Regions from separate parts of the Homo sapiens genome. Here all the other regions are linked to region 3. A link is a contact called in ENCODE Hi-C or POLR2A ChIA-PET data. All regions are on one chromosome and are shown on one strand. Each heading gives the region's core, a stretch centred on a gene start or an enhancer-like site at or near the end of the contact. The rest is flanking DNA. Distances are from core to core; before and after follow the strand shown. Region 1 overlaps LOC124903529 (a long non-coding RNA gene). Region 2 has its middle 66 kb from the start of PPCDC. Region 3 overlaps SCAMP2 (secretory carrier membrane protein 2).

The links. A loop is a pair of places that touch in the nucleus more often than their neighbours do. ChIA-PET counts read pairs that join two places held with the same protein, here RNA polymerase II (POLR2A). Pooled maps may share reads with other maps.
Region 1: a loop to region 3 is called in a map with no recorded cell type, with 3 times the contacts of the local background. The contact joins two enhancer-like sites. A Hi-C loop is called at or near these places in 2 of 37 single-sample maps with no recorded cell type and 1 of 50 pooled maps. POLR2A ChIA-PET finds 5 or more read pairs at or near these places in 2 of 52 experiments (HCT116 and activated T-cell).
Region 2: a loop to region 3 is called in a pooled map, with 2.2 times the contacts of the local background. The contact joins two enhancer-like sites. A Hi-C loop is called at or near these places in 1 of 37 single-sample maps with no recorded cell type and 2 of 50 pooled maps. POLR2A ChIA-PET finds 5 or more read pairs at or near these places in 2 of 52 experiments (HCT116 and activated T-cell).

What each region holds. Positions count from the first base shown.
Region 1 is chr15:75,110,928-75,115,097 of GRCh38, reverse strand. LOC124903529 (a long non-coding RNA gene) reads right to left here. Exons shown (of 2, transcript XR_007064720.1): 2 at 2,770-4,170. It also overlaps the pseudogene LOC100128721. Among named protein-coding and RNA genes, the nearest start is that of C15orf39, 89 kb to the left of the region's middle. RefSeq lists enhancers at 1,874-1,943, 1,964-2,013, 2,044-2,133, 4,059-4,128. Within about 2 kb of position 2,642, at least 4 of the 41 ENCODE cell types and tissues checked have a DNase peak (open chromatin) inside an H3K27ac peak, as active enhancers do.
Region 2 is chr15:75,087,870-75,092,122 of GRCh38, reverse strand. No RefSeq gene overlaps it. Among named protein-coding and RNA genes, the nearest start is that of PPCDC, 66 kb to the right of the region's middle. Within about 2 kb of position 1,827, at least 9 of the 41 ENCODE cell types and tissues checked have a DNase peak (open chromatin) inside an H3K27ac peak, as active enhancers do.
Region 3 is chr15:74,855,340-74,859,825 of GRCh38, reverse strand. The region is part of intron 1 of SCAMP2 (secretory carrier membrane protein 2); the gene reads left to right. Among named protein-coding and RNA genes, the nearest start is that of ULK3, 14 kb to the right of the region's middle. RefSeq lists enhancers at 1,724-1,793, 2,024-2,073, 2,424-2,483, 2,514-2,623, 3,370-3,439 and 1 more. Within about 2 kb of position 2,670, at least 10 of the 41 ENCODE cell types and tissues checked have a DNase peak (open chromatin) inside an H3K27ac peak, as active enhancers do.

The DNA.
Region 1 (4,170 bases), core at 1,393-3,892, 260 kb before region 3:
TCACCAGCAAGTCCTCTACTCAGAAAGTACTGACCCAAGTCTGGGAGAGCAGCCAATTCAAATGTGCAGGGCTGGAGCTTGTGAACACAGCCACTGTTTTCCATTGCACATCTTCATCTCAGTAGTAACATGGCCACTCCTGGGGAACTTGTGGCAGGGATCCCAAGGTGAAGCAGCACAGATGTCTACAAACTGTGTAGTGACAGTGGCTCAGAGCCTCCAGACTCCTACCTCTGCATGGTGGCCTCCTGCCTTCAACAACTCACTGGGCCTCATGAAGATGCCTTCCATGGCTTTCCAGTCGTTGCTCGGCTTGGCTAGGCCAGACCATGCGTCTCTTTTTGCCCACTGATGGGTCCACCATATCGTTCTCCTGTGACAGACAGCGGTTCCTCAATGGAAGAATGTTTGAACCACCCCTCACCATCTCTCACCCAGTAGGGCCCGTTACAGAGTATGGTCCAGTCATCCAGGTGACTACCTTCACCTTCCTCACCAAAAGCACCCACTTCCTGGTTTTCAGAAAGTTGTGGAGGTTTCAGCCAGTGTTGACATGTGTCAGCCGGATGGGCTGGCAGCACTTGATGGGGGTTCCCCTCTCACCAGCTGTGGTGATCTTACCCATATTCTCCAGTAACTGTTGCTGTCATCCATGGAGGTTACACTTGTCACTGACTGCTGCCCAGTACCTGACCCATAGAGCACATCGTGTGACTGCAGATGGACACTGTAGTGCATTTCGAGCAGCTTCACCATAGAGCCGCGAGTAACAGCCAGATTGGACGCTCCCACGGTGTTCCACAAACCCCCAGACAGCAGTAGCGGAACCACAGCCATCCTAGCTGGATTCGGAGCCCCAGATCTTCCAGAAATAAATTTTTTTTAAAGAAAGGCAAAACATATACTCTGAAAACTGAAACATTTGTTTAAAGAACTTAAAGATTGGCTGGGCCCCGTGGCTCATGCCTGTTATCCCAGCATTTGGGGAGGCGAAGGTGGGAGGATTGTTGAGCCCAGGAGTTCAAGAACAGCCTGGGCAACATGGTGAGGCCCAGCTCTACAAAAAACTAAAAAAATTAGACAAGGGTGGTGGCATACACCTGTAGTCCCACCTACTCGGGAGGCTGAAGTGGGAGGATTGCTTGATCCTGGGAAGTCAAGGCTGCAGTGGGCTGTGATTGTGCCACTGCAGTCCAGCCTGGGCGACAGAGTGAGACCCTGTCTCAAAAAAAAAAAAAAAAATGGGTAGCATAGTGGCTCATACCTGTAATCCCAGCTACTCGAGAGGCTGAGGCAGGAGAATTGCTTGAACCCGGGAGGTGGAGGTTGCAGTGAGCCGAGATCACACCACTGCACTCCAGCCTGGGTGACAGAGCAAGACTCCATCTCAGGGGAAGAATATTACAAAAATTATCTGGGTGTGGTGGTGCTAGTCCCAGCTCCCTGGGAGGCTGAGGCACAAAAGTCCCTTGAACCTGGGAGGTGGAGGTAAGCCGAGATCGTGCCACTGCACTCCAGCCTGGGCAAGAGAGCAAGACTCTTATCTCAAAAAAAAAAAAAAAAAGGAAAAAAGAGAGAGAGAGAGAATCTGAGCCAGATCAGTATTAGACCTCTCAACAGCAATATTAGAAACTAGAAGTTTATGAAACAATGCCTTAAAGTTGCTGAGGGAAAATCATTATATACCCAGCCAAAGTATCAACCCAGTGTGAGGGTAGAAAATAAGACATTTTCAGACAAAAAAAAAAATTGTCTTCCGTGAAAACTTCCTCAGGAAGGAACTGGAGGATGTGCTCCACCCTAAAAGGGCATAAACCAAGAAAGAAGAAATGGAACCCAGAAAAATCAGAGATCCATAGAGGAAAGAGAAGAAATGACGTTGCAGAATGTTGGCAAAGGGAAGCCTCTGGATGACGACTGTGCTGCTGATCTGGAAAGCTTCTGGCTCAGATGGAGGCAGGAGAACTGAGGGCTCCAGAAAGGGTGTCTCAAGGGAAAAAAAAATTAAGGAACTGGAACTGATAGTGAAAATCAGTATTGAGAATTATCTTACTGGGCTTTTGCAGAAGATCTAATCATGGGTCAAAGAAAATAAGCAAGTGAAAAAAATGAGACAATGATTAACTCTGTGGGGGAAAGGAGATTGAAAAAGATAGTATATTAGTTGTTTCAGCCATAAACACTTTTTAGTGATTGTGAATGTAACCAAGAGTTGTGGTGGTATGATATTGAAAGGAGAGGAGAAAGAGTGTAAGTGAACCTCCTCTGTCACAATAGGGAGCCCTAGAGACAGCATCTAAATTGGACCTCTTGGGAGATAACCAGAATTGAAATCAATGCTTTATTTAGGGAGTAAAAACCAGAAGAAACAACTGAATAAGTTGAAATGGCTGCTTTTGGCGAGCAGGCTGACGTGGGGTAAAGAGCGTGTTATTTTTGTTGTAATCCTTTAGCATTCTCTGACTGTAAATACTCTGTACACATTATTTTGGGGAATAAAAACTGACCAGAAGAACTGTGAGGAGAAGCCATGACAACAGTAAGGCTGTTTCCTTTTGAGATTTTCCTGTCTGAAGCAATTCTCCTTTGGAAATTGAGCAAACAACCCCTCCCCATTTTTTCTGCTGTCTCATGAAGTGCATTCTCACTCCTGTGAATAATCTTGGGAGGCAGGTATTGATAAGGGTTCTTGGTGCTTTGTGAAATAGTAACTTGCATGTTGGTGACTCAGAGCAAGACTCTATCTCAAAGGCAGAACAGAAGTCAAAATTCCCACTTTTAAAAATTTTATTATTATTATTTTTCAGAGACAAGGTCGCACTCTGTCACCCAGGATGGAGCCCAGTAGCCCAATTGTAGCTCATTGCAACCTTGAATTACTGGGCGCAAGCGATCCTCTTGCTTCAGCCGCCCAAGTAGCTGGGACTACAGGCGGGCCCCACCATGCCCAGCTACCTTTTAAATTTTTTATAGAGACAGGGTCTTACTGTGTTGCCCAGGCTGGTCTCAAATCTCCTAGGCTCAATCTGTCCTCCCGCCTTGGCCTCCCAAAGTGCTGGATTAACGTTGTAAGCCACTGCACCTAACTAATATTCCCCCCCTTTTTTTTTTTTTGAGACGGAGTCTTGATCTGTTGCCAGGCTGGAGTGCAGTGGCGTGATCTTGGCTCACTGCAACCTCTGCTTCCCGGGTTCAAGTGATTCTCCTGCCTCAGCCTCCCAAGTAGCTGGGACTACAGGTGCTTGCCACCACGCCTAGCTCATTTTTTGTCTTTTTTGAGACAGTCTCACTCTGTTGCCCAGGTTGGAGTACAGTGGTGCAGTCTTGGCTCACTGCAAGCTCTGCCTCCTGGGTTCACACCATTCTCCTGTCTCAGCCTCCCCAGCAGCTGGGACTACAGGCGCCCACCACCATGCCAGGCTAATTTTTTGTATTTTTAATAGAGATGGGGTTTCACCGTGTTAACCAGGATGGTCTTGATCTCCTGACCTCGTGATCCTCCCACCTCGGCCTCCCGAAGTGCTGGGATTACAGGCGTGAGCCACCTCGCCTGGGCTTTAATTTTTATATTTTTAGTAGAGACGGGGTTTCACCATGTTGGCCAGGATGGTCTCAATCTCTTGACTTCGTGATCTGCCTGCCTCGGCCTCCCAAAGTGCTGGGATTACAGGTGTGAGTCACTGTGCCCGGCCTAATATTCCCATTTTACGCACAAGACAACATAGACCTCAAAAAGGGAAGTAACTCTCCAAAATCACACAGCCAGTGAGTGGCAGAGCTGGAGTCCTGACTCTCTTTTCTGTTTTCACACAGCTGGCCTCAGGCCCAGGGACCTCTTGGCCTTCATGCTTCCACTTCTCCCCTCTCTCCCAGCTGACCCCACCTTGCCTTCAGACACTTTCCACAATGTCCCTGGCTCTGAGCCCCACCCGGAGGGGATCCTTAATGTGAGCTATAGGCTTGAGCCCATGATCTCGTCACAGACTGAGCTCTCATCCTGATCACTCACTAAGCCCTGATCCTACCACAGAATGAGTCTTGGTCCTGGTCCTAGATAAAGCACTGAACCTGGTCATAGACTGAGCCCTGATGCTGGTCACAGACTGAGCCCCAGCCCCTTGCCACCAGTTCCATTAATAATGTATACAATTAAACACAAGTCGGGCCTGG
Region 2 (4,253 bases), core at 578-3,077, 230 kb before region 3:
AAACAGGTCTCCTGAGTGGTTGTGCAGTTTTACACTCACATCAGCAGTGTATGAGAGTTCCAGTTGCTCCACAGCCTTGTCAAATGTGTAATTGTTATTACTTTTTTTCACTTTAGTCATTCTGGTAGGTGCATGGTGGTAGCTTTGTGGCTTTAATTTGCATTTTCCTCATGACTAATGATGTTGAGCATCCCCTCATGTGCTTATTGGCCATTTAAGTAGCTTCTTGTGTAAGAGTCCTGTTGAAGACTTTTGCCAATTTCTAAAAATCAAGTAATTGGTCTTATTATTGATTTGTAGGCATTCTTTATATTTTCCAGATGGATTTCTTTTGGAGGGAGGGGGTCAAATATATGTTTTGCACATGTTTTCTCCCAGCCTGCAGCTTGCTTTTTCTGTTTTTTTCATGGTCCCTTTTAATGAGCAATTTTGTTGAAGTCTAGCACCTTGTATCTTGCACCTTTTGTTTTTTATTTTTTATTTTTTATTTTTTTTTGAGACGGAGTCTTGCTCTGTCGCCCAGGCTGGAGTGCAGTGGCACGATCTCGGCTCACTGCAAGCTCTGCCTCCCGGGTTCACACCATTCTCCTGCCTCAGCCTCCAGAGTAGCTGGGACTACAGGTGCCTGCCACCACGCCCAGCTAATTTTTTTGTATTTTTAGTAGAGACAGGGTTTCACCGTGTTAGCCAAGATGGTCTGGATCTCCTGACCTCGTGATCCGCCCGCCTCGGCCTCCCAAAGTGCTGGGATTACAGGCGTGAGCTACCGTGACCAGCTTTTTTTTTTTTTGAGACAGAGTCTTGCTCTGTTGCCCAGGCTGGAGTGCAGTGGCGCTGTCTTGGCTCACTGCAAGCTTTGCCTCCCGGGTTCATGCCATTCTCCTGCCTCAGCCTCCTGAGTAGCTGGGACTACAGGCGCCAGCTACCACGCCCGGCTAATTTTTTGTATTTTTAGTAGAGATGGGGTTTTGCCGTGTTAGCCAGGATGGTCTTGATCTCCTGACCTCGTGATCTGCCCTCCCCGGCCTCCCAAAGTGCTGGGGTTACAAGCGTGAGCCACTGTGCCCAGCCTATGTTAGTTCATCTTTAATGGATTCAACAATAAGGCCAGGCACGATGGCTCACGCCTGTAATCCCAGCACTTTGGGAGGCTGAGGCGGGCGGATCACCTGAGGTCAGGAGTTTGAGACCAGCCTGACCAACATGGCGAAACCCCATCTCTCCTAAAAACACAAAAATTAGCCAGGTGTGGTGGCAGGCGCCTGTAGTCCCAGCTACTCAGGAGGCTGTGGCAGGAGAATCACTTGAACCTGGGAGGCGGAGGCAGCAGTCAGTCGAGATCACACCACTGCACTCCAGCCTGGGCAACAAGAGTGAAACTCCGTCTCAAAAAAAAAAAAAAAAAAAAAAAAGTTTATGAATTCATACGGCAAGAATCAAGAAGGTGAGCCTGGGCAACAAGAGTGAAACTCCATCTGAAAAACAAAACAAAACAAAAAAACAATAAGGAAAGTTTATTAATTCATACAGCAGGAAGCGGGGAGGTGATGGCAGCTCCAGAATGGGCTAATCTGTGACTCAGCAGCAGCGTCAGGCTCAGGTTCTTCCTGTCTTTCCTCTCCCATGCGTACTGGCTTGGTCTGTCCTAGGAAGGGCTCTGCGTATTGTCTCAGGAGAGCTGCCACAGCTCTAGGCGTCATATCCAGAAACAACAATATCCGCTATGAGAGGAAGGATGCCTAGCCCTTGGAGCCCTTTTTAAGAGCAAGGAAACATTTCCCAGAAGACTCTGCTATGGTGCGAGTGTTTGTGCCTCCTCCAAAATTCATGTTGAAACTGAATCCCCAGTGCAGCAGTATTAAGAGGTGGAGCCTTTAGGAGATGATTAGGCCACCAGGGCTCTGTCCTCATGGATGGGATTCGTGTCTTACAAAAGGGCAGGAGGGAACTAGCTGGCCTGTCTTCCTTTTGCCTTTCCACCTTTTGCGCCCTGAAGAAACAGCATTCATCTCTTTTTGCCTTTTCATCTTTTGTGTTATGGGAGGGCACAACATTTGTCCCCTCCAGAGGACACAGCAACAAGGTCCCATCTTGGAAGCAGAGACTAAGCTCTCATCAGACACTGAATCTGCTGGTGCCCTGATTTTGGACTTCCAGCTTCTGTAGCTGTGAGCAATACAGTTATGCTATCTCTCAATTCTCCAGTCTAAGGTATTTTGTTACAGTGGCAGGAAAGGACTAATACGGTCTCCCTCCCCATCCTTTTCTCAAATCTCATTGATTCACATGCCAACTCCTAAACCAATCTCTGCAAAGAAGACTAGCCTACACCAATCAGGATTTACCCCTTGAGCTGGGTAGAATAGAATGATTTTCCTGAGCCCCTGGGAGGAGTGTGACACACATACAAATGGTGTCTCTGCCAGCAAGAAAGAAAGAGGTGTACAGACAGAAACTTGATCTAGACAACAGCGACTGCCTCAGAGCCAGCGGCCCCAGAGGGTTAAGACAAAGAGTCCCTGTGCAGAAGGCAAAGATTTACTGTTAAGTACAATGGCTCCAAGGACATTTCCAAGGAAGTCAGAAGGATTGAGAGCTTCTCTCTGCCCACTTCCCATCCCCATCTCCAAGACAACTGGGCTGGACAGGTTGGAGACCTGCAGGCTAGCGCATAGCCACCCCTGGTTGGCCATGAGGTGGAAGCTAGCTCCAGAGCTGTTTATGGAGCCCATTTGAGGGCCTCCCATCCCTCCTCACATTTTAAAAATAAATTAGGACATTTTATTACATTTTCATAACTAATAAAATTAGCAGGCCGGGTACGGTGGCTCACGCCTGTAATCCCAGCACTTTGGGAGGCCAAGGCGGGCAGATCACCTGAGGTCAGGAATTCGAGACCAGCCTGGCCAACGTGGTGAAACCCCGTCTCTACTAAAGATACAAAAAAATTAGCAGGGTGTGGTGGTGCGCACCTGTAATCCCAGCTACTCAGGAGGCTGAGGCAGGAGAATTGCTTGAACCCAAGAGGCGGAGGTTGTAGTGAGCTGAGATCGTGTCACTGCACTCCAGCCTGGGCGACAGGGTGAGACTCCGTCTCAAAAAAAAAAAATTAGCAATAATTTATCTTTTTTTTTTTTTAACATGAGGTTTTGCTCTGTGGCCCTGGCTGGAATGCAGTGGCGTGATCAGTCACTGTAGCCTTAACCTCCCAGGCTCAAGCAATCTTCCCACCTCAGCCTCCTGAGTAGCTGCGACTATGGGCATGTGCCACCATGCCCAGCTAATTTTTTGATATTTTTGTAAAGATGGGGTCTCATTACATTGCTCAGGCTCGTCTCAAACTCCTGGGCTCAAGTAATCCTCTCATCTTGGCCTCCCAAAGTGCGGGATTACAGGCATGAACCGCTACACCTGGCTGCAATAATTTCTTAACATCATGTGATACCTTGTCTCATGTCACATTTCTCCAAAATTTGAGTTAGAGCGGCTTTGTTAAGACCATGATCTAATCAAAGATACGTATTTTAAAAATAGCTCTACTGAGGTATAATTGAAGTACAAGAAACTGAATTATTTGAAGTGTACACAAGTGTTCATAAGTGTTGACACAGGTGTGCAAATCATTACAATCAAGATGATGACCACGTGCAGGCCAAGCGTGATAGGTCACGCCTGTAAATCCTGCACTTTGGGAGGCCAAGGCAGGTGGATCACCTAAGGTCAGGAGTTCGAGAACAGCCTCGCCAACATGGTGAAACCCTGTCTCTACTAAAAATACAAAAATTAGCCAGGCATGGTGGCAGGTGCCAGTAATCCTAGCTACTTGGAAGGCTGGGGCAGGAGAATCTCTTGAGTCCAGGAGGTGGAGGTTGCAGTGAGCCGAGATTGCACCATTGCATTCCAGCCTGGGCAACAAGAGTAAAACTCCATATCAAAAAAAAAAAAAAAAAAAAGATGACCACATCTATCAGCCCCAAAGGTGCCCTTGTACTTCTTTGTTAATTTGATTCTTCACCCACCCTGCTCCCAGGCAACCACTAGTCAACTTTCTATCACCACAGGTTAATCTGCATTTTCTAGAATGTCATCTTATATTTTTATTTATTTATTATTTTTATTTTATTTATTTATTTATTTTTTGAGATGGAATCTTGCTCTGTCGCCCAGGCTGGAGTGCAATGGCATGATCTCGGCTCACTGCAATGTCCGCCTTCCAGGTTCAAGAGATTCTCCTGCCTCAGCCTCCTGAGTAG
Region 3 (4,486 bases), core at 1,421-3,920:
ATGGTATGAGGTTTCCAAACCAGTGACAAGTGTGGTTTTCAATTAGCCGGGCGTGGTGGTATGTGCCTGTAATCCTAGCTACTCAGGAGGCTGAGGCACGAGAATCGCTTCAACCTGGGAGGTGGAGATTGTAGTGAGCAGAGATTGCGCCACTGCACTCCAGCCTGGGCAACAGAGCGAGACTCCATCTCAAAAAAAAAAAAAAAAAAGTGTGGTTTTCATGGCCGTTCCTGGGAGAGCTGCAGCCTAACTCTGCCTGCCTCTCTTCCCTCACTGCCTTTACCCCCCAGCTATGTGGAAGTGCCCCCCTGCCTTGCAGTGGTGGGGGGCCTTACTGATCTGGGCCTTTGCTGTCTGTCTTCCTTCTACAACCTGGCCTTTCTTGAAGCCCACCGAGGTGTCTCCCCTTCTTCCTGTTTTTTGCTCTGCACCTTGCCGTGGTCCCCAGCACCCCTTCAGGGGGTGCCCACTTGTCTCAGATACCAGATTGTGGACTCCAGAAGGGTGAGAGCTGTGTCTTATGCATTGTGGTATGTTCCTCACACTGTAGCTGGTTGCTGAATGAAAAGAACTGAGGTTAAGAGCCTTTTATTTGTTACAAATTCAGTAAAGGGCAATAGCCACTCTGAGTGGCACTGCAGGGGAGTTTTAGGTTATTCCTCCTTGTAGGTGAAACTTAGCCCTCACCATCCTACTTGACCCATTTAAAAGCCAGTTAGGACCGGGCATGGTGGCTCACGCCTGAATCCCACCACTTTCGGAGGCTGAGGTGGGCGGATCACAAGGTCAGGAAATCAAGACCATCCTGGCTAACACAGTGAAACCTATCTCTACTAAAAATACAAAAAAAGTAGCCGGGCGTGGTGGCAGGTGCCTGTAGTCCCAGCTACTGGGGAGGCTGAGGCAGGAGAATGGTGTGAACCCGGGAGAGCTTGCAGTGAGCTGAGATCGCGCCACTGCACTCCAGCCTGGGTAACAGAGCAAGACTCCGTCTCAAAAAAAAAAAAAAAAAAAAAAAAGAACCAGCTCTTTGAAGGAAAGAAGGAAGCAAGGAAACAAGCAGAAGCCCTTGTCAGTGTCCTCCTGGAGTGGGGCTCATTCATCCTGCCACATATTCACTGAGCGCCTTCAATTTGTCAGGCTCCGTACCAGGCTTCGAGATGCTTTGCCCCACTCAGCTTTACCATCTTGTGTCCCTGGAGACAGACTTGGATTGAAAATCTGGCTGAGCCACTACCCCTGAGATCTTAAGACAAGCTACTTCCCCTCTCTGAGCTTGAGCTTTTCCAGCTGCAAAATATAAATATTCCTTCCTCATAAGGCTGTTGTGAGGGTTAAATGAGGAGCTGTATTGTAGCTTTTCTCAGCCAGGGTCCCGAGCTGAGCCACAGAACAGAGAAGCTGATTGGAGTGACTCTCTCAGCTCTCTCAAGTATGGAGTATAACTAGTACCACCCTAGGTACCAGGAGAGCAGTAAAGTCATTATAAATAGTGGATTAGGGGGTCATAAGTCTTTTGAAGAACCAGGTCAAGGAAGGCCAGTAAAACCCTCTTTTCTGACAACTCGACACAGTGGCTAGTTCTGGGGTGACTAGAATTTCACAGTAGCATCATTGTGTGGTGAGTTTGGCACACCGTAGACACTAAGTAAATGTCAGCTTCCTTCCCCAGTCCCTCCTCCTCCCTCCCTTTCTTGCCAGGGCTCAGCTTGTCTTGAAGCCACGCACATCTTTCAGAAAGAGCCTAGGTTTTCTTAGATGGGAAAATATCCACTTGTCTCAGCGTTTTAGGTTGCTCTTCCTAGGCAACGTGCTTCCAGGCCCTTGGGCTACTGCTGTGATGCAGGTGCCTCCTGTTTGCTATGCCCTGGCACTTGGGCAGTGCTTTCTAAAAAGAGGGAGGCCCTACAGCGTGCTGCGTGTCTTCTCAAACCGCTGAGCTGCTGTGCTGCCATAGGCCCTTCACCAAGCACCAAGGAACTAGAATATGAACCAGACACAGATGCACATGGCTGCAGGGAGCTTCTAACTTAATCATGGAGATCAGATTTGTTTATGAGGAGCCCGGTGAGGAGTCCAAGGCCATGTCTTTAAGATTTTAGGAAAAAGGGAGGGATCAGAGTGGACAGGGCAGTCACCCTATGATCCCCATCACAGTCCCCTTCTGTCTGCCATTCATAAAGGAAATGGCATCTCTTTGTGGGCCTGGAGATCACCTATTAAACATGTGCACCTTGGCCAGATGTCTGTTTGCCATTACCTGAAACTGCTACCAGAGTGGCCCCTCTTCCTCTGTCCTCTGGTGACTCAGACTCGAGGAGCCACTTCTGTGGATGGTAGATCCGATTTCAGTGACTTCAGCGGTGGCTAGGTGTCTGCTGAGTCTGAGAGGGGAACAGATACCAAGCCCCAAATCTTCCTTGCAGGAAGCCAGATGATTCTGGTAGTAAACCACTGGTCATTCAGGCATGAAATAACCTCAAGGCCAATTCTTCAGCAACACAGAGCCTCCTGAACTTCACCTTGTCACTTTGTCCAAGTTGCAGGAGCCATCAGGGCAGAGGTGGTGTTCAGCAGGAAGAACATAGCCACAGTCTGTCGCAGAGGAGGTTGGAAGGGGTGGAGGCTGTAGTATGAGGCCCGTCCAGACACAGTGAGTTCTGGCTGTATGCCTGGAGGCAGTCAGACATTCATACCCTCTATGAACTGGTGGCTCAGGTGGGAAGATAAGAGATAAGAGGAAGTATCTGTGATAAAACCAGAGAACATATTCAATGCTGACCCTCAGCTCTATAAATATTCAGAGTAAGGAGAGAGCTCCCATTTTGGGTCCTAGGATCATGGTGAATATCAGTTTCTACATCTGTAAACTGAGGGGGTCACTCTGTGGCTATGTCTAATATTAGCATTGTATTTAACAATTGGATCTGGACAGGGCAAGGTGGCTCACATTTGTAATCCTAGTGCTTTGGGAGCCCAGGGTGGGAGGACCACTTGAGCTTAGGACTTCAAAACCAGCCTGGGCAACAAAGCAAGACCCCATCTCTACAAAAAAACTTTAAAAATCAGCCAGGCCTGGTGGCTCATGTGTGTAGTCCTGGTTACTCCGGAGGCTGAGGTGGGAGGAATGCTTGAGCCCAGGAGTTTGAGGCTACCATGAGCTATGATTGCACCACTGTACTCCAGCCTGGGCAACAGAGTGAGACCCTGTCTCTAAAAAAGAAAAAGGAAAAAAAAAAAAAAGAACTGGAGGCCAGGTGCAGTGGCTCACATCTGTAATCCCAGTACTTTGGGAGGCTGAGGTGAGCGGATCACCTGAGGCCAGGAGTTCAAGACCAGCTTGCCCAACATGGTGAAACCCCATCTCTACTAAAAATATAAAAATTAGCTAGGTGTGGTGGCAGGCGCCTGTAATCCCAGCTACTCAGGAGGCTGAGGCACGAGAATAGCTTGAGCCCAGAAGGCGGAGGCTGCAGTGAGTGGAGATCATGCCACTGCACTTCAGCCTGGGTGACAGAGCGTGACTCTGTCTTAAAAAAAAAAAAAAAAAAAAAAAAAAAAGAACTGGCTCTGCAGAGGCTTCCAGTGGAGGTGAGGCTGGGCCTGAAGTTTGGGAGCATCTGGTTTAATAATTAGGGGTGTGGGGTGAGGTGTGGAACCCAAGCGGTGTCTCCACAGGCAGGAACAGCCCTGAATTTGGCCACCCTCAGGGCTGTTCCTCATGGAGCCCAGGCATGGCTGTGAAGCTGGACCTGAGCCCTGCATCTGTTACTAGGAAGGGGAGGGTGTGGAGGAGCTCTTCTTGGGGCAGGGCAGGGTGAAGACAACTGTTCCAGGCCAGCAGGGGCACAGTAAAGAGGATGGCAGAGCCCCATGCAGAGATCAGATGGGAAAGGGAGACAAGGTTGTGTTCTGAGGACATTCTTGGATTTTATGAAAAGACTTTAAAAAACCCCCGAAACCCAGAAACATTTTCTTGAATTTTCACCTCAGCTCATCATATCTCTGCTCTTAGCAAGTGTGCCCGATTTAATAAAATCAGTACTGGCAGCCAGCAGCATGTTTTTGTTCTAGAAACTTAGACTACTTTTTTTTTTTTTTTTTTTTTTGAGATGGAGTTTTGCTCTTGTTGCCCAGGCTGGAGAGCAATGGCACAATCTGGGCTCACTGCAACCTCTGCCTCCCGGGTTCAAGTGATTCTCCTGCCTCAGTCTCCGGAGTAGCTGGGATTACAGGCATGCGCCACCACACCTGGCTAATTTTATATTTTTAGTAGAGACGGGGTTTCTCCATGTTGGTCAGGCTGGTCTTGAGCTCCCGACCTCAGGTGATCCACCCGCCTCAGCCTCCCAAAGTGCTGGGATTACAGGCATGAGCTACTGCACCCGGCTACCTTAGACTGTCTTTTACAAAATAAGAGGAATGGCCAGGCATGGTGGCTCACGCCTGTAATCCCAGCACTTCGGGAGGCCGAGACAGGCAGATC